3 separate regions of the Mus musculus genome follow, and all the other regions are linked to region 1. A link is a loop called in an ENCODE intact Hi-C map of the cell type or tissue named here. Cell type or tissue: left cerebral cortex. All regions are shown on one strand.

Region 1 (8,000 bases):
TTCCAGAAATCCTTTTCAGCTCTGTGTGAGGTGAACACAACCCTTTCTTAAGTCCTAGTAGCTTTTGCTTTATAATAAGAGCATAAGAATACTTTTCACAAAGGCCATAATTCTGATATCAAATTCACTGCATTAAATGGTTCTATTAATGGGAAACAATTTTTATGAAAGTCCTTAACCCAAGTTGGGGGGAAAATAACAGAAATAAATACACAGGCATAAATAGGTTAGGTAGGACTTACAGAAACTTTACCTAAGCCCCGAGCTCACCTTCCAGCCTCACCTTTCCCAAGTGGTCTCACGAGCTCTTTTTGCTAGTGCATGGTTTGCTTCAAAAGTATGTCACGAGGTTGGTTAATTTTTACAATAATATATAGGGTTCGATAGATGCCTCAGCAGTTAAAAGTGAGCACTGTTCTTACAGAGGACTGACATTTGATCACCAGCAGCAAAAGCCGACAGATCACCACCATTTGCAGTTCCACCGGAATGTGAGATACCTTTGGCCTCTACAAACATGCGTGTACACACACAGGCACACACACACAGCACACACATGCATATTCACAAACACGGAGACAATTTTTATACTGTAAAATGGTTATTTTTAATTGGAAAAATATTTTTTAATAAACTTTAGTTCCTTAGCCAGGCAGTGTGGCATACATCTTTAGTCCTGGCATTCAGGAGACAGAGGCAGACAGATCTCTCTGAGTTCAAGGCCAGCCTAGTCTACAGAGCAAGTTCCAGGACAGCCAGGGATACATAGAGAAACCCTTTGAAGAAAATGGGGGCTGGAGAGATGGCTTAGTAGTTAAGAGCACTGGATGCTCTTCCAAAGGATCCAGATTCAATTCCCAGTACCCACATGGGAGCTCACAACTGTCTGTAGCTCCAGTTCCAGGGCATTTGACACCCTCACACACACAAGCAGGTAGAACACCAATGCACATAAAATAAGAGAGAGTGATTTTTTTTTAAAAAAATTTTTTTAACCTTCAATTCCTTAAAATATAGGATTTGCACTTTTGAAATAGGACGTCAATATGTAGCCCAGACCCATACTATATATGAGATCTTCTTGCCTCGGCTTTCTGAGACCTGGGACTACTCAGGGCTGCTACATCCATCTACTTTAGAGTATTTATTTGGAAGTAATTTCAAGCTTAACAAAGTAAGCCGCAAAGTGGGACGAAGGACTGTCCAGTGTCTACCCTGGAGCCTGTCAATGTACACGGGTAGACAAGCCCTTTCTAGGCTTCTCCTGCTTTCTCTCCGCACACATGCATCCATACTTTTCTCTGAAGTGTTTAGGGCTAAGTTGTGTGTACCACAGGTGTCTAAAGGAACCAAGCAAGGACTTCCTAAAAATGAAAACTTATTCCATGGGCACAGCAACCAACAACAGAAACCAGAATGCTGACGATGCTTTTTATCAGCCTACCTCAAATTCTGCTTTCCCAAGTGACCTGCTGGTGTGTTTTGCAACATCTTCAACTTTCTAGTACATTCCCGCCTGGAGTTAGGGGGAAGTTGTCACACTCCTAGCCTCCTGTATGAAACATTTCTGGTTTTTTTTTTTTTCTTTTCTTTTCTGATGGCATTTTAAAGAGCAGGATTCTTTTTGGTAGTTTAGTATTTTTCTTCCCGTATTTAAACTCACATTTTATCTTAAGCACACATTTCAAAATTATAGCCAGGGGCAAGAGGAGATGAATATAGTTAAATAGGAGAGGTGTTATCTTTGATAATGATTTTTCTGTAATAATAAGTGTTTTCAGGACTAGGGAGATGGCTCCTTGGAAAACGTGCTTGCATAAACACAAAGATCTGAGTTCAGATCCTGAGCAGCCACATAAAAGTCACGAAGACATGGTGGCCACCTGTAATCCCAGCACTCAGGAGACAGAGACAGAGGCGATCTATGGAACTGGCAGAGTGAACTGGCTGGATCAGCCAGCCCCAAGGACTGGGAGACCTTGCCTCAGTACACAGGGTGGAAATGATGAAGGAAGATGCCCAGTGTCAACCTCCAGCTTTAGCATTCACATGCACTCAGGCACACACACACACACGCACGCACGCACGCACACACGCACGCACGCATGCACTCGGGCCAAAAAAGGAACATTGGGACAGGACGGCTCATTGCATAGTGGCACTTGCTGCCAAGCTTGATGTCTTGAGTTGACTCACTGGACAGCATGGTAAAAGAGACCTGACTCCCAAAAATTGTCCTCTGAACCTCGTAAGCCACTCCCAAACACACAAATAAATAAATGTACCTTTAAATTTTTTTGAAGACACTGATTTAAAGATAGTGAAGTTATGACAAATGTTTGCTAATTTTTATAAAGGCAAAAGAGATTAGAATTAGGAGTTCCATCTCCCTCAGTGGAAAGTCCACATCAGAGAATCTAGCGCCTCCTTCTTCAAGGCTGAACTTTCGGGGTGAGCGCAGACAGGGCATTTGACCTCTTGGGGTTCACCTGTGAGCCTCAGTTTCTGCATCTATAACCTGTAACTTTGAGCTAGTAGAGCCTCTCTTTCTCCCCTCCTGCCTCACACTCACACATTTGTTTGTTTATGTTGTGTGGGGGTCGGAGGACAACTAGCAAGAGTTAAGTTCTCTCCTCCCACCATTTGGACTGAGATCAGGTCATCAGACTTGGCAGCAAGCGCCTTTACCCACTGAGCCATCTCTCGGCCCTGAACCATGATTCTTTGTGCTTTGAGTTGAGAGCGTCCATTCAAGGTTTCTCCCTTGGTGATCCTTTGATCGAGTCAAAGGATCTTTCACAGGGGTCACCTGAGACCATTGGAAGACACAGATATTTACATTATGATTCATAACCATAGAAAAATTACAACTATGAAGCAGCAATGAAAAGAGTCGTGGTTGGGGGTCACCACAATACAAGGAACTGCATTAAAGGGTCGCAGCATTAAGAAGGTTGGGAACCTCTAGTCCACATAGTCCCTGACGTGGTTCTCTTACGTGCTTCTGAACTTTGAACAGCAGGGGTCGCCCTACACACAGTGATTACTTCTTTGCTTAGTGCTTTTTCTCCTGCAAGCTGATTCTTCAACCATTAGGATTCAATTGTCCAACGTTTCCCTGGTGCTGTGGGTAGCCAAGGACTCTGAGGAATCTGGTGACGTTTCAATTTTTCAAATATCTGTGAATAGAAACTTTTGTTTTGTTTTTGTTTTTTTGATACAGGGTTTCTCTATGTAGCCCAGGATGTTCTGAAACTCACTCTGTGGACCAGGCTGGCCTCAAACTCAGAGATCCACCTGCCTCTGCCCAAATGCTGGGATTAAAGGCGTGTGCCACCATGTCCTGCTGGAAACTTTTAATTGTATTATTTATATAATTAAAAATATTACTGAAGAACAATGGGGCAACCACAGCTTTAATCCCACAGTAATTTTCTACACTAAAGTGAACTACAGGTAGGTTACTACAACCACTCATTTAGGGGAGTGGAAGAGCATGCTGTCCTGGGGTTCTCAGAGAATAAACTCAATCAGTGACTCAGCACCTGTGAGTGGGTACTTTGTGCCAACTACTATTTGTTTATAGTATTAACAAATGAAGCTGTAAAACTGGGGTCGTATGAACATTGTTACGGTGAAATAGCCTTAGGTACACATGCGTGTCACCATATTGCAGTGACCCAGAACATGGACTGTCCAGACACTTCATAGTATCAGACAAGCTGCTGGAATACAGACCTCGCCTTTATCTGTGCAGGGATTATTCCACTGGCAGAGAGAGGTCATTGACGAAACGGCCATGGGTTGAATTCCATGTGTATGCACATCACTGTTAGAAGAAGGATGAGAAAGGGACAGAAAGTTTGTCCCTATTTATCAGACACAGGACTGAAGTGATAGGGTGATCATGCCAATAGCAGTAGCTAAGGTATTTGTCGTAATACTGGGCTGTCCCAGGGTGAATGCTGGCATATTGAGAGGCATTCTTAACTTAGGTGAGGTTCCATATGTCACGTGAGGATTTTATGAGGCTGTGTGTCTTAACTATCTGAAAGCATGGTATTTACTCAATAAATATTAGTCACGGCTTGTCAGGGATTGATACAATCTTTAATTGTCTCACTTTCTGGTTTTATTCAAATTTCTTCTCAATTGTATTTTTTTACAAAAAAAAAAAAAAAAAACGACTGAAGGTTTTTTTTTTTCTCTTTTTTGCTTATCCAGTCAAAACATTTACTGATCACCTTCTCTATGCCCCCTCCCCCACTATATTAGACACTAAAGATTCATCAGTAAATAAGACACAGAATCAAACAAGGTCTCCTCACCCGCACAAGATAATGCCATAGCTATCTCCTGGCCCGATCCTCTCCATGCTTCAGTATGTCTCTGATTCACCCGATTCCCTCCCTCTCCAAACCCAGGTCTTCAAAATCTCTTAACTGTTGTATCATCTCTGCAGCCCACGACCAATGCTCTGAGGCCCTCCCACCAGGCTCTCTTCCTTTGGCTTTCCTAGAACAAATGACCTAATTTATATGTTGTTGTTGTTGTTGTTGTTAAAAATGATATATGTGTGTATAGTGTACTTATGTGTATGTATTCACACATATGAGGTAGGAAGGTTAATGTCAGATGTCTTCCTCAATTCCCCTCCCATTTTTGCTTTTGATTTTTGAGACAATGTCCACTACATAGCTCTGGCTGGCTTTGAACTCAACCACTACTTTAAAAAGATTTACCGATGGTGATAAACCACTATGTGGTTACTGGGAACCGACCCAGGTCTTCTGCAAGAGCAACAAGTACTTTTAAGCACTGAGCATCCTGGGATCAGATCGCTCCTTGAAGATGGAGCTCAACAAGTCTGGAATTATACGAGTGTGCCACTACGCCCCCTTTTTACTTGGGTTCTGAGGATCTGAACTCTGGTTCTTGGGTTTGCACATCAAACCCTTTACTAATTGAGCTATCTTTCCAGCCCTAATTATTAGGGTCTGATGAAGCCTAGTCTGGCCTCAACCTTATTATGTAGAATCTTGCTTGAACTGAATCCTCCTGCCAACACCTTCCATCAGCAAGGATTACGGGCTTACTAATTTGAAAATATATTCCAATGTTGACAGCTAGCAGCCATCTGTTGATGCTTTTTGTATCCTGACCAGCTTGGACCTTGCCCTTGTACCCAAGATACCAAAATCATATGGCTGGTGGAGGTGGGGGTGCTGTCTGGCAAAGGACATAACCACAAGGCAATAGAGGAAGTACATAAAGATCTTTGATATTGGGCTGGAGAAATGGCTCAGCGTTTAAGAGTGCTGGCTGCTCTTCCAGAGGTCCTGTGTTCAATTCCCAGCAACCACATGGCAGTTTACAACTGTCTGTAACTCTAGTTCCAGGGGATCCTACACCTTCATACAGATAAATTCAGGCAAAACACCTGAATGCACATCATGAAACAAACATGAAATAAAGATAATAATTTTTTTTAAAATATCTTCAATATTAAGTTGGTGTACAGAGTTCAATTTCTAGTAATGCTAGTATGAACATCACAAAAAGAGACTCAAGCTGGGCCTGGCTGTAGCCAAACAAAAGCAAGGTGTATACAGTTAATTCCTCTAGCCTAATCACAAAATTTCAAGGGTTAACAGATTCAAAACAAACAAACACCAGATTCTTCTGGTTTGCCTCTTCTTTCACAGTGATGGTTCAAAGAGCGGGTCCACACTGTGTGCTTCGTAAGTTATTCAGGTACTCACACAGATTAATCCCTCAAAGCTACAGCTGCCAATAGGCTCAGTTCCCAGGAAGAAGATGTTAGAGAGCTGTAATGATGACAGCAGCCAAGACCCGCTGGGTTTAACAAGATCTGCTGTGGTGCTTTGTCTTTATGTCGCAAGTCCTTGAGAATGGGGAGCTTGGACGTTCAGTAGTGGTGTCTGCCTTTAATCTCAGCACTCGGGATGCAGAAGCAGAAGGGTGGCTGTGAGTTCGAGGCCAGCCTGGTCTACAGAGCTAGTTCTAGGACAGTCAGAGCTACACAGAGAAACAACAAACAAACAAACAAACAAACAAACAAGAATAAAGTAAGAATGGGAGCTTCCTAAAGGAAATCGCAGTGTATATCTCTATAGAGACGTACATTGGTGGTGACTCCAGGGTAAAAACAGTGCAATGCCTTCTCCTTACATCTACTCTAACATCCTGACGCTCTTCCAGAGGTCCGGAAAGGCCCAAAGAGGGCAACTTTTTTTTTTGGAGGGGTAGAGAAATAGAACCCAGGGCTGTGATCAACTGCTCAGCCTCCGCTTCACTAAGAGCAGTCCTGAATGCAATCATATCTCCACCTGCAGAGGCTCCCTCATGATCCTATCGAGCACTCTATAGTCTAGGTTATGCATATTTCCAGTGTCTTGAGATTAGAACATAAAGAAAGTGAATCCGAACCAAGGAAACCACATTATTGTCAATTTCCACCCTAGGAGGCTTTAACTTCATCAATAGTCTGTGAAGAATCCCCCACCCCCACCCCCAGATGGCAGTCACACATCTTAATACATGGCCTGGCTTTACAGGAACCCTGCGCTGCTAAGAGAATATTGAACCTCGGCCAGTTGTGTCATGGGTACATGTGCTTCAGCAAGCATCGTGAATCAGTTGCACCATACGATATGTCTGCAATAGAATTACAAGACATTAATCTCGAACTCACCTCAGTAAAGACCCCTAGTTAATTACCTCCCATGTACCAGGCACTGTCTTCTTAAATCTCAAGACCCAGACAGGTAAGCTTGTAGTCTGCATTTTACTGGTGATGAAATGGAGAGAAAGGTAAAAAGAACAAACAGAGATGTCTTATAAGGATACAGGGAAACCCAGTGTTTGTTTGTACATCATCCAACCCAGTACTTCAGAGGGGTGGGGGTGGGCCCCTACACAAGCAGTTCTCCTATAGCCTCTAGCTAGTCATTCATTCCCCCAACTCTGACACTGTCTACCAGCAGACAGTGTCAACTTCACAGGCTAAGGACTCCATCCCTCAGACTGCCTCTACTTCGGATGCCAATACAATTGGGCTGGGCTGTCACTTAGGCTGCTGATTAACCAGCTCAGATGCAGAATTGTGGCTCCCACTGTCCCCTCCTTGGGTTTGCTTGGAAAGCTCAAAGTTTGTGTGTTTATTCCACTCATAAAGAACATCACAAAGGATACAGAATGGCTGCCTGATGAAAGCGAAGAGATGCCAACTGAGGCGTGTGGGAAGGGGTGTGCTGCATCTATGCTGTCTTAGGAGACATACTCCTACTCATTGGTCTTTCAGAACCCTGTACTCTATAGACCAGGCTGGCCTCAAACTCAAGGACCTGCCTGCTTCTGTTTTTCAAGTGATGGGATTAAAGGCCTTTGCCACTGCATCCGGTTGGTTTAGTTCAGTTTTTTGAGACAGACTTTCATGTATGCCAGATGGGCCTCCAACTCAGTATGTAGCAGAGGGTGATGCTTCTGCCTCCACCTTCTGGGTGCTGGGACCTCAGGTGTGGGCCACCACATGCCATGTGTAGTTCTGGGGACCTGGAGATTGAATTTGGGCATTCATGCACCCCAGGCAAGCACAGTTGAGCCCCATCCCCAGCTTGGATCTTCTGAGTTTCTATGGAAGTTTCATTACAAAAGCTAATCGAATCTGTGGACACTGGGAGGTCAACTCATCCTTCATCTCCCTCCACTATCCAGTAGTGTGTATATGGAATTTGGTTGAAAGTCCTAATTTTCTAATCACAGAGTTTATTTCCCTGGCGATCAGCCCCCACCCTTGGGCTATGCAGGAACCCACCAAGAGCCATGTCACTAGAGCAGAGGCTGCTCCCAGGAAGTCTCAGGGGGATTAGAAGCTCAACTCAGATGTTGTCACTCATGAAACATAAAGTTGTCAGGAGCCAGGAGCAAAGGTCATGTTAGAACCAGATTCTCCCATTGTCCCTGAGTGCAAGAAATTT
Region 2 (8,000 bases), 150 kb after region 1:
GACTCCGCCAAGCTGTCCTTGAACATCCATAAGTACTGTATGCTGTGGCACCTACACACCCTCCCCCATACACACAACATGTTTAAAAAGTTCCAGTTTCAAGATGGGCAGATACAGTGCTCAAGAAATGGCATTGTCTTATCTTTCTCTCCATCTTTTCTGGATTCTTAGACATTGAGATGGGATCTTGCTATGTGCTCATGAATTTGTAATCCTTCTGCCCGAGTCTCCCAAGCAGCTAGGTTTACAGCCATGAACCACCAGTCACTGTCCTCTATCTTTGAGCATCTGAGCAGACTAGGCTGGCCTTGAACTCATGAAGATCCTTCTGTCTCTGCCTCCCTAGCATTAGGAATAAAGGCCAGTGCCATCACTACCACCCGGCTCAAATTAAAAAAAAAAAAAAAAAAATTCAGGCAACTCTAACAAGGATGCTCCAGGGGATCCAACACCCTCACACAGACATATGCAGGCAAAATACAATGCACACAAAATAAAGATAAATAAGTTAGGACTGGAGAGATGGCTCAGTGTCTAAGAACACTGACCTTCCAAGGTCCTGAGTTCAACTCCCAGCAACCACGTGTTGGCTCACAACCATCTGTAATGGGATCTGATGCCCTCTTCTGGTGTATCTGAAGAGAGTGACAGTGTACTCACATACATTAAATAAATACATCTTAAAGAAATAAATAAATTATTTCAAAAAATGTTTTTAGAAATCAGTTGAGTATTTTGGAGGTATGTATGTCTAGGCCTGGGGTAAACCTCAGGCATTGTTCTTCAAGTGTCTTATTTTTGAAGATAAATTCTTTCATTGGGACTTGTGGCTAGCCAGTAAACTCTGGTGATCCACCTGGATTTGTGTCCCCAGTGATCAGATTTTCACTTCATATCACCATACCTAGCATGTTACATAGAAGCTGGATTTGAACTCAGGTCCTCAGGATTGTTCAACATTGATATTTAACTCACTGGACTATCTTCTCAGCTCCCTGACTTACTTATTAGTCTGTGGTGTGAGTAGCACTTAGAAGTGCTTCCTGAAGCCAGGGGCCACTTAACACATGTGACTGACACGCAAGGCATGACTTCTAGGCATTTTCAGTAACAGCAGCTGTGAGCTCTTGTAACCAATGCACAGAGCACATAGGGGCTGGTTCACTTAGGTCTCCAGGGTGGGGCAACAGGATCAGACTGATGGATCTCAGAGGTTATTTTAAAAAAAAAAGGCTAAAGTTCACAGGCTTTGACCCTCCTCAGAATGCATGCATTTTGAGAAAGAACCTACTTTTAGAACTAAAGGAGTATGCCAGTTATTGCAAGTTCTGTGGCATTCCAAAAAGTTTTACAAATATTATAATAATATATGTAGAGAAATGTGGTGCCTCAAAATTGGTGTCTCATCTGCCCAGGCTCTCCTCCATAGTTAGCCAATGCTGTTAGTTTCTTCCTCACAAGATTAGAGGATTTTATTTCACATGACAGAGGGAACGCCAGTAGGATGCAAGTATTATTGGTTTTTTTTTTGTGTGTGTGTGTGTAACTTTTATGGTTTTTTTGGTAAATACTTATGTATTCTTTTAAAATACTTTGTGTGTGTGTGAGAGTCACATGTGTGTGTGTGTGTGCAGGTGCCTGAAGAGGCCAGAAGAGAGCCTTGGATCCCCTGGAGTGGAGTAATAGGGGTGAGCCATTTTACATGTGTGCTGAGATCAGCCTTGGGTCCTGTGCAAGAGCAGTACACATTCTTAGCTGCCGAACCACCTGAATTTATTTTCTAACATTACAGAGCTGAGCCAACAAGATGGTCTAAGCCATGAATCACTTTTTACCAAATCTGACTAGCTGAACTCAGTTCCTGGAAGCCATGTGGTAAAAGAGAACTGGCTCCCACAAGTTGTTCTCTGACCCCTCCACAGGCATGGTGTGGCTCATGCTCGCGCGCGCGCGCGCGCGCGCACACACACACACACACACACACACACACACACACATGAATGAGTCAATGGCTATAATAAAATTTAAAAACCCTGTCTAGTGTTGTGTTGCGTGGATGCATTGTATTTCGGGTTATCAGTCTTCCGGTAATAGACACTTATGTAGCTTCCAATGTTTTGCTCCTATAGAGAGTGCTACAGTGAGTAACTTTATGTATGTGTCATTTCACATAAATGCAATCCTGTCTTCGGGATAAATTCCCAGAAATGCAATTGTCAGTGCTAACAGTTTCACTTGTTAAGGGCAATTTGTAGTTCCCTTTTCTGTGTAATACCTAAATGCCCCTCTTCCCACTGGTTATTGGTCTGTTTTTCTGCATAACTACTTCCTCCTCTTCCTCCTCCTCCTCCTCCTCCTCCTCCTCCTCTTCCTCCATTATTTCCTGTTCTGGGAATAGAACCCAGGCCCTTTCATAAGATAGGCAAAAACTATCATTATGCTACACCCTTAGCCTCTCTGCTGACCTAAGAATTGTACAGATCTTGTAAACACACACACACACACACACCATGAAGGCTGGCCCCTGGTCTTGTAAGTTGTTGGGTGTTGTAAAGTTGGTGGATAAGGCTCAATGGTGCCAATTTGTACTTCGAGTGTACATGTCCTTGCCACTGAGCCAACATTGTATTGCTGTGGTTTTGGCTCTCTGCCCATCTGATAGGAGAGAAATAAATAGTTTTTCAGTGTCATTAGATTTGACATTTGTCTCACTGTGTGTGAGAGGAAGGCTGGATGTCTAGTCTTATCAAGAGCCATTTGTATGTGACTGCTTCAGGGAGCAGTCTGACATTCGGGTACTGCCCAATTTCTTGGTCATTTTTCTGTCTGTTTCTTTACTTGCATGCTTGGTGTACCAGGAAGTTCAACCCTTTTGTGGTTTCAATTGCTGTTTTTCTTCCTGGGTTGTCATTTAGCTTTGACTTTCATTCATGCTGAATGTGTTTCCCCCGCGGAGAAGTTTTATGTAGTGTGAGATGACCCCATCTTTTTCTTCTCTGCCTTCTGCAGAAGGTCAAGTCCCTGGTAGAAAGGCCTTGTGGCTCCAAAATTACATCGGGATTCTGCCATGCATTTTTTCTAGGACTGTAACAGCTTCGTCTTATCGCATCTAAATCTTTGATCTGTTTGGACTATTTCCTGGGGTATAGTGGGAGGTATGCATCCAACTTTATCATTTTCCAGATGGCTGACAAGAGATATTTTTTAGCAGGGAGCTAGTCCAAAACACAGCAGAGAACACTTTCTTCAGGAAAAGGTCACATGCCTTAGCAGAAGGTGTGCGGATTATAGTACGGAGCAGTTTTCTTTAATTAGCAAGGATTCATTTGTTCAACAAATATTTTCCAAGTGCCCATGCTATGCTAGGGACTTTTCTAGATACTAAGGCTAGAAAAAAATAGACCAGTGTCCTTTGTTTTGTTTTATTTTGTTTAGTTTGCTTGGTTGGAGGTATAAGTCCCCCACCCCCACCCCCCACTCTCCCCACCCACCCCCATGCTAGTCTGGAAGTCTCTACCTAGCTGAGGTAACCTTGAACTTGTGCCAGTCTTGCTGTCTCAGCCTCCCAGGCACTGGAATTGTAGACACGGGCCACCATGCCGGGCTAATCCCTGCTTCTGTAAGGTGGAGACAGATAACAGATAAATAAGTAAAAAAACAATTTATCTCAAGCTGGATAGAGGAACTGAATGAAGTGGTCAGTTCCTACGACTGGGTAACTAGCTGAGCCTAACTTGGAGATTCTGTGGGTCAGGGTTTCGACAAGGTCTAGTGCATGTGCGGGGGGGGGGGGGGGGGGGGGGGGGCTTTCTCTGTCCTTCAGATGGGAGATTCTAAGGCTGGACCCTGGAGCGGTCTGAAGACTACCAGTCGCCCATCTGGTGGTCAGTGCTGGCTGCCGAATGGGGATGAGGATGGCGTCTCCCATTCTTTTTCTCTTTTAAAAATTAATGTATTATGTATGCAGTGTTCTGTCTGCATATATGCCTGCACACCAGAAGGTGGCGCCAGATCTCATTATAGATAGTTGGAAGCCACCATGTGGTTGTGGGATTTGAACTCAAGACCTTCCGAATAGCAGTGCAGTGCTCCTAACCTCTCTGAGTCATCTCTCCCAAGCTTTCTGTCTCTGTTGTTGTTTTTTTGTTTTGTTTTTTGTTTTTGTTTGTTTGTTTGTTTTTTGAGACAGGGTTTCTATGCATTGCCCTGGCTGTCCTGGAACTCACTCTGTAGTGGCCTTGAACTCAGAAATCCACCTGCCTCTGCCTCTGCCTCCCAAGTACTGGGATTAAAGGCGTGTGCCACCACTGCCTAGCCCTTTCTGTCTCTTGACAGGCTCTTACTAGGCAGCCCAGGTTGGCCTTGAGTGATATTCCTGCCTTAGCCTAGGGCTGGGATTACAAATGTGAGCCACCCCGCCCTGCTTGCTAGGGTGAGTTTTAATGCAGGTGCTGAATTATAGATTACTGTAGTTTGCTAGTCCAGGTACTTTATTTATTTATTTATTTATTCATTTATTCATTTGAGACAGGGTCTTGCTCTGTAGCTCTGGCTGGCCTGGAACTCACAGAGATCTCCTGCCTCTGACTTTGAGTACTAAGCCCTGGGAGTAAAGGTATATGCTACCAAGCCTGGCAATCCTGCTGTTTTCTGTAAGAGATATGATCCATGTCCAGCCCATACTCTAGGGAAGGAAACTCACCCCTTCTGAGTTGGGGAACGGCTCTTTTTTTTGGTGGTGGTGGGGGGGTTGAGACAGAGTTTCTTTGTATAGCCCTGGCTGTCCTGGAACTCACTTTGTAGACCAGGCTGACCTTGAATTTAGAAATCTGCCTGCCTCTGCCTCCCAAGTTCTGGAATTAAAGGTGTGCGTCACCACGCCCGGCTGTGGCCTTTTTAAAAAATGTATCTGAATACACTGTAGCTGTCTTCAGACATACCAGAAGAAGGCATCATATCCCATTACAGATGGTTGTGAGCCACCATGTGGTTGCTGGGAATTGAACCCAGGACCTCTGGAAGAGGGGTCAGTGCTCTTAACTGCTCAGCCATCTCTCCAGCCCTACAGTGACCACATTTTATAAAAACATAACAACATAACTTGTTCTTTTTTTTTTTTTTTTTTTTGGTTTTTCGAGACAGGGTTTCTCTGTGTAGCCCTGGCTGTCCTGGAACTCACTCTGTAGACCAGGCTGGCCTCAAACTCAGAAATCCACCTGCCTCTGCCTCCCGAGTGCTGGAATTAAAGGTGTGCGCCACCACGCCCGGCAATTTGTTCTCCTTAAAGAGAAGAGGGACTGGCGTGAAGTGAAGGTAGTGATAGGGGACCAGGGACATTTGACCTGAAAGAAATGAAGAAGCCCTGAGGCTACCTGCTGTTTCAGTCAGAGTAGACATCAAAGACACAGGCCAGGAAGGCTGAGTGTAGACTGAGTGTGGAGTGAGAAGACATGGGAGCCATGTAGACAGATGGAAGCAGATTACTGCTATAGACAGACCTCAGAATGTCTTCCTTCTGAATGAATCAGGAAACTATTAACAAACTTCACATTACCACAGGGAAGTTCCAGAGATACTTAATTTCCAAAGTAGACAGGCTTTGCCAGGCACGGTGGCTCATTCCTGCTGCCTTAGCACTTGGGAGGCTGAGGCTGTCAAGGCTTGCCTAGGCTATATAGTCAATTCCAGGGTTGGGAGCAGGTGAGGGTGGAGGTAGGCAGGGTACAGGGTGGTTTAGGTCGTACTCCAGGATCAGGTGGACCCATTTAGTGGGGACTTGGGTGGATTGCTGGGTGGCAAGTGTCACCAGCACAGGGCAGAGCAAATAGTTCACCTCATAGCCAGAAGTTAAAAGAGGAAGACCAGCAGGGTCCTACGAGCCCCCTCAGGGCACAGCTTCAAGGATCTAAGGGCCTTCCGCAATGCTGCACCTCATAGAGGTCATAGTACAGTGTTGGGGACCAAGTCTTTTTCCTATATGTGCCTTCAGGCAACACAGATGCAAACCAGAGCCCAAACCCTGGAGAGCTCTGAGCAGAGGGCTAACATGTTCTTGTTTATGTTTTAGGGGACTTGCTCTGGATGCTGAGAGAACAGATTTGGGGGTGGGAGGCAAGGGTGGAAGTGGGGAGTCCAATTAAAGAGCCTTTGCAAAAATAAAGCAGGACACAATGGGTGCTTGGACTGGACGGATGGTGGAGGGGGTGGTGAGAAATGGCCGGATGCTGGCTGTGTTTTAAAAATAGAACTAACTGGGTTTGCTGATGGGTTGAATATGGGTTAATGGATAGACCATACATCCTCATCTGTCTGGGAGTAGTTCTGGTTTATGTAATTGTATAGTTACCCTGGTTATGAGAAAAAGAACTCCAACACTTTGGCCTTCCACTGGAAGCTATCCTAGGAACCAAGGCAACATGTATTGAGATGGAGTGATCCTGAGACGAAGCAGGTTAGCTGAGGTTGGGATGGGATTTCTGAGTTTGAAGCCAGCCTGGTCTATAGCATGAGTTCCAGGACAGACAGGGTTATACAGACAAACCTTATCAAAACAAAAACGAAAACAAGAAAGAAAAATCCCTAAACTTATATAAAGTCATTTTCTTAGATGTTCCTCTTCCTAGGTAACTCTAGTATGTGTCAAGTTGATAACAACAACAACAACAACCAATCAGGACAAGAACATCCTATGTCCAAAGCTGGCTTCTGTAACAGAGTATGAACCTGCTCACAGAGCTACTATCTCTTTGTGTTGAATATTTTTTTCTTAAACGTGTGAGAACCCTGAACATAATTGCTCTTTTAAATGCGTAACGGGGGCTATAGAGATGGCTCAGCTGCTAAAAGCGCTCCCTGCTCTTGAAGACCAGGGTTCAGTTCCCAGCATTCACACTGGATGCCTGTAACTCCAGTTTCACAGGATCTGACACCCTCTTCTGGCCTCCAGTAGCATCAGGCACACAGATGGCACATCTGCATGCGTGCAGGCACTTCCACACACATAAAAAAAAAATTGAGATGTATTATTTTATGTGTGATTGTGATTAATGTAAGGAACCCAGATGGTGGCACACACCTCAAGCATGATAGAGGCTGAGGCATTAAGGCTGTTGAGTTTGAGGCCAGGCTGAGTTACCTGATGAGATCCGGTCTAAAAAACAGACAAACAAACATGTTGTGACCAATACAGATGCTAACTGGTTTTTTTGTTTGTTTGTTTGTTGTTTGGTTTTTTCAAGACAGGGTTTCTCTGTGTAGCCCTGGCTGTCCTGGATCTTACTCTGTAGACCAGGCTGGCCTTGAACTCAGAAATCCACCTGCCTCTGCCTCCCAAGTGCTGGAATTAAAGGCATGAGCCACCACTGCCTGGCTTCAGATGCTAGCTGTTGATAGTCAGTTTGCAGGCACGACCTTGGGAGTGCCCCTGAGGTTCCCAGCCTGCTCGCCTCCCGGTGTGGCTCTAGATCAGGCAGCTTGGAAACAGGGCCTCCTGTCCCCAGGTTTGTTTTCTGCTTTTCCGTTGCAGGCAGCCGCTGTCCTCCATCTTGTCCTGGCCCCTCCTCCTTCAACGAGGGCTTTCCAGGTTATGCTGGCCGTTCACTGTTTCCTGCCAGCTTATCAAGTGTACCCAAATCAGGTGAATGAGGGTTTGTCCTGTGGCCTTTAGACACTGTTTGGATTGCTTCCAAGGCCTTCTTTTTCTTTCTTTTTCTTTTGCCCTGCATAATTGCTTACTGGACGGTGTCTTCTATACAAGCTGAACAGAACTATAAAAACCACCCTGTTGCTGCTGAGCTAGTTCAGACTGATTCAGTAGTCGCTGAGGCCTTTGCACACAGCAAACCTTGTGACAGAGTCAGCTAGGCTGACAGAGGTTTGCCTGATTGGTTTAACAATTCCTCATTTGTTATGGGTCACAGCTGAAGCAAAGATCCTTGCCCACTTGGAGTTTACATTCTGTAGGGAAAAGGCAGACAGTCAATAAGACAGATCCTTAGGAT
Region 3 (8,000 bases), 1.3 Mb after region 1:
GGAGAATCACCTGGAGAGTCAAGGCCTACTGCACTCAGACCACACGTGTGCAGGAGGAGCGGTCATTGGTAGTTAAATGGTGTTATCCCTCTCTTCGTTCTTCCCCAAATGCTTTTACTATACGAAGGCTTTTGTCTTCCCATATAATTTTACATACTTTAAAAATTACATTTAATTTGTGTGTGTGTGTGTGTGTGTGTGTGTGTGCGCGCTTGCGTATGCATGTGTAGTGTGATGTATGTGTAGTGTGGTGTGGTGTGATGTGTATGTGGTGTGGTCTGTGTGTGATATGGTGTGTGTAGTGGTGTGTGTGTGTGTATGTGTGTGTGTGTGTGTGTGTGTGTGTGTGTGTGTGTGTATGTGTGTGTATTGTGTATGTGGAGTTCAGAAGAAAACCTGCAGGAGTCTAAGATCAATTGGCTAGGCAGAAACAGCATTTATCCATTTATCCATTTATCCATGCTAGCCTCCCACATATGATTCTAGAAGCAGTTTAGTAACTTATTTTATAATAAAAAAAAATTCTGGGCTTTTGACTGTAAACCAGTTTGGGGGAGAATTATCAAGTTAACATTATTGATTCTCTGATCCATAAAACAGTGCCTGTCTCCTCTGCTTTAGCTCTTCAGTTTCTCGCAGTAACACTTTGCATTACTCAATGTCTAGACCTTGGAAAAACTAGACCCCACACCCTCACACACATACTGATAAATATGTTTTTTAAAAGCATAGCTTCGGAAAAAATAGAGCAGCTTCTTAAACAATCAGATATGTATCTAAACATGATCTAGCCACAGTCTCCTAGAGCAGTGGTTCTCAGCCTGTGGGCCAAGACCCCTTTGGCAAACTTCTATCTCCAAAAAGTATTTAGATCATGATTCATAGCAAAATTACAGTTATGAAGTAGCAACAAAAAAAAACTTTATGATTAGGGGTCACTACAACATGAGGAACTGTATTAAAGAGTCATAATGTTAGGAAGGTTGAGACCCACTGTCCTAGAATGTCCTTGAGTGTCTTAGTTGGTGTTCCCATTGTGGTGATGAAACACCATAACCAAAAGCAAGTTGTGAAAGGAAAGTGTTCTTTGGCTCACACACATCATAGTCCATCACTGATAGAAGTCAGGGCAGGAGCCCAAACAGGGAAGAATCTTAGAGGCAGGAGTTAATTCAGAGGCCATGGAAGAGTGCTTTTTAGGGGCTCTTGTTCTCTCCCTGAGGTTTGCTCAGTCTGCCATCTTATAGAACCCAGGACCACTAGCTCAGGGGTAGCCCCACCCATAATGGACCTGACCCTCCCACATCAGTCATGAATTAAGTAAACGCCCTAATGGCTTGCCTACAGCCCAGCCTTATAAAAGCACTTTCTCAGTTGAGGGTCACTCCTCTCAGCTTGTGGCAAGTTGACATAAATCCTGCCAGCACCTAGAGAAATAAAAGCCTGTTGGCCATCAGAGCTGAGAAGCATTCGGGCGATCTCTAGAGCTTTTGGTTGTCTCTGTGCCCTCTGTCATCACCCCCTGAACACATCAGTCCTGTAAAAATTCTTGACTTTGATAGTCAGGAAGCCAAATTTAAGAGAAACTGCAATTCCAAATATATAAAGGAAAATCTGTTTTTTCCTGAGTTTAGTGGTGATAGCAGCATCAGGAGGCTAAGACTGGATGAATGTTAGTTCAATGCCACTCTGGCCTACGTAGTGAGTTTGAGACTATCCTGTACTGCACCACATATAACCTATGGAGGAGGAGATGGGGGAAAGCTAGTCATTATTTGTTGGGCTAAAAGCTCTTTGTACACATTTCTTTTTCTTTTCCTTTTTGCATACTAGCACAATACCACTGACTCATACATTGATTTTAGCTCTCAGTCCTAGGGCTATCAGTGGTGGTCTTCCTGTTAGCAGAGTCTCACGGTGGTTGGTGTAGGGGCCAGAGAAAGAGAGTGTGTGCATATGTCTCTCCTGGTCTCTCTCTCTCTCTCTCTCTCTCTGTGTGTGTGTGTGTGTGTGTGTGTGTGTGTGTGTGCTTTTGAAGCTGCCTGCATTCAGTCACGGAAATGCTATCGGGGTCACTGTAGCTGATCATAATCTCCTGCCAGAGACCCCTCCTATACACACCACAGTCAGGTGCTGGCTGCTTCCACACCCTTAATCACAGTGAAGATTAATGAACACACAGAGAGATCACGGCATTTTAACTTAAAGAAAAAACTTGGTGTGCACCATGAGAGATGGTTTGGGGGCCTCTGTACTGCAGAAGGGATGGGAGAAATGGTGTTTCTTCTCAAAAGGGAGGGATGAGGGGTTGGAGGAAGAGGCGACAAGAATAAAGGGATGGTGCAGGCTAGAGCAAGTGTCATGGAAGGTGGCCAGGATCAAAGAGAAGTGGCACTGCTATGACTCTACTGCAGTACCACTCCACGTCTGTGGACCTCTGCATATCTCTGAAACCTCCCACAAATGCAGCACATTGCTCACCAATGCACCTGCCAGTCAGCTTCTAGTGAAAGTTAAAAAAAAAAAAATGGTTGGGTCTCAGGCATTCTTGGGCAGAGTTGAGAGTAGGAGGCTGTCACTGCAGAAACCCAGAAACAATCTGTCGGAGCAGATTTTGGAACTCGGCCACCTAAAGCTCCCTGATCAAGCTGGTTTACTTGAATGCCTGGAAAGTGGGGTGGGATGGGAGAGACTGCAATGTAGTAGCCATGCTAGGCCATTGCATGTCCCTCCAACATTCCATAGGAACCGTACTGCATTTTCTCATCTACTGGTGGATAGAAAAGGAGTGTGAATCATTTGGAGCAAGGCTGAGACACTAAGTCAGCACGAGACATGGGGATTCCCTCCAGAAAAGCAGAGACATTAAAATCTGGAGGGAAAAATAGCAAGCTTGAGTCAATACAGCAAAGGGGATTTGTGTGCAAAACAGGAACTTAGAAAGGTTAATGGAAGCAGGTCTGCTCCAGAGTTAGGTCTCCCTGTAGAAATGACATTAACTTCCACAGTGCACAGATACAGAGAGTCAAGATGGACAAGTTATGTTGGAGTATGCTGTCATTGATACACAGAAGAGAAAGACACATTTTAGAGATTGCAAGGCTGGTTAGGAAAGAGAATCCTCTAAACTCAACTTACAGCAATCTGTGATGTCACAGCAGGAGAGGCACGTGCATATATCGTTGGAATAATGTGGTTTCTTAGAACACATTCCCCAAGGAGTAAATTCTGGGTTCTATTGTACAGCTCTCTGTGATGCTAGGGAACTGACATGTCTGACCATACTGCATGGCTACCATGCAGAGAGACATCGCTCTGAGATACAGTCAGTCTATGGATTTGGCCAAGGAGATAATTAGTTTATGGGCACTGGGGTGAGTATGATTAGTGAGGCATCTCTGCCCACTCTCAGAGTAATCTGCAGGCCACTTAAGGCAGTTTCCTTTTCACATAAAGAGCAACCAAAGGCAGAGAAGAATCTCCTTTGGGGAAAGCTAGATCTCATTTGCAACTGATGTATGTAAATCTCTTACATTTCCACCTTAACCAAAGCCTCAAGTTTAGGTTTTATGTGTTTGTGGTGCCATCTGCTGGTAAGATGTAGATTTCATATTATGAGCTCTCAATTCAATTCTCCAAACTTTGTTCTTTTACACTGAAAAATTGAGGACTCCAAGTACCTTTTTTTTTTTTTTTTTTTTTTAGATTCATTTATTTATTATGTGTAAGTACACTGTAGCTGTCTTCAGACACTCCAGAAGAGGGAGTCAGATCTCCTTAATGGATGGTTGTGAGCCACCATGTGGTTGCTGGGATTTGAACTCCGGACCTTTGGAAGAGCAGTCGGGTGCTCTAACCCACTGAGCCATCTCACCAGCCCTCCAAGTACCTTTGCATGGAGCATATATATAACATTATCAGTGATACTGTAATTAGGAACTTGGAAAAAGTTCTTATTTGTTTATGTAGGAGAGTAACAACAATTAATCCCATATAAATGTAAATAATTTAAATAAGAATATTGTTCTCCAAATTGTAAAATTATTAAAAAAAGTGTAATATATGCCTTGAGGTTTTATGTGCATATATATGCATATATACATATATACACATATATGTACATATATACACATATATGTACATATATACACATATGTGTACATATATACACATATATGTACATATATACATATATATCATTATATATAACTATATATTACCTAACATATTGAAAGAATGGATATGCATATATATGGAGAGAGAGGAGAGAGAGAGATTTCATATCTGATTCCACAATTCAATCTGTCTCATTATTGTGTTTGGGAGCATTTCTGTTTGCTTGCTTTGTTTTTATTTGTGGGGGTGTTTTGCTTGCATTACATACATTCCTGGTAGCTGTGGAGATCAAAAATGCACATCTGAGCCTCTGGAGCTGAAGTTCTGGATGACGGTAAACTGCCCTGTAGGTGCTGAGGACCAAACCCTGAATCTCTGCAAGAGCAATGAGGGCTCTTGACTCCTGAGCCATCACTTCAACCATTCAGTTGCCTTCACCAATATATATGAAGAAAATCCAAGCTTTTCAGGTAACTGAAGGTATTTTTATTGTATCTGAAAATTTGACAGGGTGAATTCCAGGAGTTTAGGTGCACTGTGAATCTGCAAACATACCATTAAACTTTCACTTCTCTGTAAGGCTAAAGTGCATTGGTGTATAGGTTTAGAATAGATTTTCATCAGTGTGTGATTTTGTGGCATTTTCTCTTTAAGGATAATTTTAAGGTGTGGATAGGGGGAGAATAGAACTCTCTCCCTGTCCTGAATTATGTAGATCACTCACATTTTAGCATATCAGCTTACATCACACACTAGGGAAAAAAAATCTCACTAAATACAGTTCCATCTCCAGTCCCTTGTTTACAAACAGAAATAGCACAGTGTATGCAGGAAGAGGGCCTTGGCATCTCTCTGATGATCCATTCACACAAGCAGCACCTTGACTGACAGAATCCAAGTGTCACTCGCAGAAGCTGAAAAGGCTGAGATTAGCTCACTGACCGCTCAGGCAGACATTTGCTACTTATTTTTAAGTCTGAGATGTATTTGATTTTGCACATCTAAGACAGAGATCTTCGTTCAGTATGTTTAGGGTAAGCTCTGTGGTGGTTTCAGATTGTATCTTGTGGGGAAATTTATCCCATTTCCCGTACCCAGAGAGATTCTAAAGCAATTGGTCAATCTACTAATTCCAGTTTGACAAATACTATTTTAAGCCTTCAGGTTTCAACCCCACAGTTCAGACATGCCTAGAATGCAATTTTAAGGTGTACATCTGCTCTCTGTGCCTAATTTGTAGCTGTCCACTGGCACAAGCAGAGGGATTGTAATGTCTTCCAAGACTTTGAAGCAAAAGGAAATGTTGTCCTCCCAGTGATAGAAAAATTCATTCCTGCTTCTCTAGTTAGTGGTTAGATTATCACCACGTTGTTGTACCCCGCTCCTTCCTGTTGGCTGGATGCAATTTGCATGCATAAAGCGAGCAAGAATCCCATCTTTTCTCTGTGCTGCTGTATGGATCTTTTAGGCTGTTCCCTTGTTACATTTTGAGCATCTGAGGTTTTGAAGGTCCCTGGTGTTATCGATCTGGTGTTATATATGGGTCGCTGCTGTTATATAGAACCCACTCACGTTATTGATCCGCTTGTTACATTTTCAGCCCGAGCAACTTGATTTTAATGTTTATCATTCTTTATTTTTTATGTTAGTAAAAACATATTCTTTTTACTGCTGTTTCTCTTCAGATACTTTCTGGGTATTTCTATTGATTCTGTGTCTTCTAGATGAACTTGAAGATTAAATCAATATTGACTTTGCTTTCTTTTTGCTTTAGACTGGGCTATGCAGGGTTTTGGTTGTTTTTTTTTTTTAAGATTTATTCATTTTTACTTTATGGGCCTGGGTTTTTGTCTCAAAGTATTTCTATGCACCATGTGCATGCTGTGCCCTCAGAAGCCAGAATTCCCTGGAACTGGAGTTCCCTAGTTCTGAGAGGGTTCTGGACTCTGAACCCAAGTCCTCTGGAAGAGCAGCAGTGCTCTTAACTGCTGAGCTGTCTCTCCAGCCCTGCTAGACTTCTCAGTCTGCCAATTGCTTCTTGCCATTCAGCACCCTTCCCTCCTGTACCCTAATCTTGCAGGAACTATTCATGACATACTAGTAAGTCTGACCTCGTTTGTCATCAAGACTGTCTGTCAGTTCTTTTTCCTCCAAAAGGGACAAACTTTCTTGCTTGGTTCTCAGTCCTCTGTTTTCTCTGTCATTTAATCTTGGTTGTCAACATGACCAGCTTGAGAAGTGCCTACAAAAAGAGTGAGTTACAATTGGAGCATGCTCATGAGGAAGTTTCCAGAGAGTATTAGTGGTGGGGGAGGGACAATCACTGAGTGGGAAAAACCCACCCTGGGTGTAGGCTGCACCAGGCAATAGGCTGGGAGCCCAGCTGGAGCAGAAACATGGACTATGTGCAAAGCTTGTGGGTGTGCAGGCACGCTTCACTTCTTGAGTGAAAGCTTTCTGGCCAGGAGCTTTTTGCTTTTGCGGTTGTCTACAGACTACAGGTTGTCTACAGGTTGTCTACAGGTTGTCTCCAATCCAAGATTCTTCAGACATGATTGTGGCTTTGCCCCAGTGACGAGGGTCTTCAGCATCCCACAAGGACTGCATGATTGATCCTCCATGAGAAGCTTCCTGCTTCTTGAAATTTCATTTTTCTCAGCTCTCCAGCCTTCAGAGACTATTGTGGGACTATCTAGACTCTGATCCTATAAGCTAGGATTGTTAGTCCTGTGTCGGTACAAGTTGAGTCCAAGCGGCATCTTGGAGAGGTGGAACTCGGGAAGTTTGACTGTGCTTATCTCATGCTGCCAACCCCTCGGGGTGGGAAAACACAGTCTGAGATGTGGGAGAGCTGGAGCTCGTTTGGGGGTGCCCGGGCCTGTGACAAGGCCAGGGCTATGGGGTTCCAGACCCTTGGGATATCCAGGTGCTTCTGCGAGTTGCAGAAGAGCAGAGAGCAGAGTCAGGTCGTGGACTGAGGACAGCATCCAGCCTGGGCCAGGGTAGGGAGCGGCGGGGAATGGGAGCTCCCTCTTGTCCTAGAGGTGATTGTTTTAGCTTGGCAGAGGCAGGCTTGAGCTGTGGCTGGGAGTGCAGAGAGGCCTTCCACTGGAGAATTAAGCTGGGGCCCTGTAGTCAAATGCCTTTTCCATGGCTCCCCATGGCAGATCTTGATGAAAGAGACAATCCATGATTCTAAACAGTTTTTGGTTGTTCATGGTGAAAAGTGGATACATAAAGTACCATACCTACTTCTCAGGGTAGACCTGAGGTTAAATACCCTTTGCAGGGAGGAACGTGTGGGAAGGAAGAAAAGCTCATTGGCTAAGCCCTCCGGGCCTCAAGGTATCTTATTAGCATGGAGAACTCTGGTTTGGGCCTATGTGACCAAAGGACACGAGTCTTTTATGTGAGGAGCATGGCAGGTGTTTCAGGTCAGGAATCTGGCAGGGAGCAGGGAGTTGCCTAAGTCTCAGGTTGTGTGCCCACCCAAGTCTCCAGGTCTCAGCCTTCTCTACCTTATCAGACTTCCTGGTATTCTAGTCAACCCTAATTCTCTCTTTAGCCTCTAAATAAGGGCATTGAAAATAGACTTTAATATTTACAGTTTTTAATCAATTTTTGAGAACTCTATTATGTCTTCTTTATCCTATAAAACAAGGTATCTAAATCTTTTCAGTACAATCCTATAAGATAATATAGTATTGATCATGCCATCTAGACCGGGCCTTTCTGAGCCCATGCTGACACTACTTAAATATTCAAGTATACCTTTGCATGCTGCTGCCACCAATCATCAGATAATTTGTCATTGCTCTGTCTAGGAAAATAAATATGACTAAAGGTGTCAGAGCAAGGTGTTACCTACCTTCATTGTCAGTTTG

What was found. Hi-C counts contacts between places; a loop is a spot of excess contacts. Peaks named below come from ENCODE experiments on the same cell type or tissue, not always from the same donor. Only the 100,000 strongest peaks of a DNase experiment are listed, where the experiment ranks them.
Region 2: it touches region 1 in a loop (3.0-fold over the local background); 13 of 42 quality-filtered maps call a loop at or near these places.
Region 3: it touches region 1 in a loop (8-fold over the local background); 16 of 42 quality-filtered maps call a loop at or near these places.

What each region holds. Positions count from the first base shown.
Region 1 is chr2:144,447,837-144,455,836 of GRCm38, reverse strand. No RefSeq gene overlaps it. Among named protein-coding and RNA genes, the nearest start is that of Gm46768, 32 kb to the right of the region's middle. In left cerebral cortex, a CTCF peak has its summit at 3,020 (motif pointing right); a DNase peak (open chromatin) is centred at 3,029.
Region 2 is chr2:144,295,134-144,303,133 of GRCm38, reverse strand. No RefSeq gene overlaps it. Among named protein-coding and RNA genes, the nearest start is that of Mgme1, 28 kb to the right of the region's middle. In left cerebral cortex, CTCF peaks have their summits at 638 (motif pointing left) and 3,997 (motif pointing right); DNase peaks (open chromatin) are centred at 1,862, 2,099, 3,191 and 6,182; H3K27ac peaks cover 1,516 bases.
Region 3 is chr2:143,109,522-143,117,521 of GRCm38, reverse strand. No RefSeq gene overlaps it. Among named protein-coding and RNA genes, the nearest start is that of Otor, 35 kb to the right of the region's middle. In left cerebral cortex, a CTCF peak has its summit at 3,587 (motif pointing left); DNase peaks (open chromatin) are centred at 2,602, 3,565 and 6,500; H3K27ac peaks cover 1,253 bases.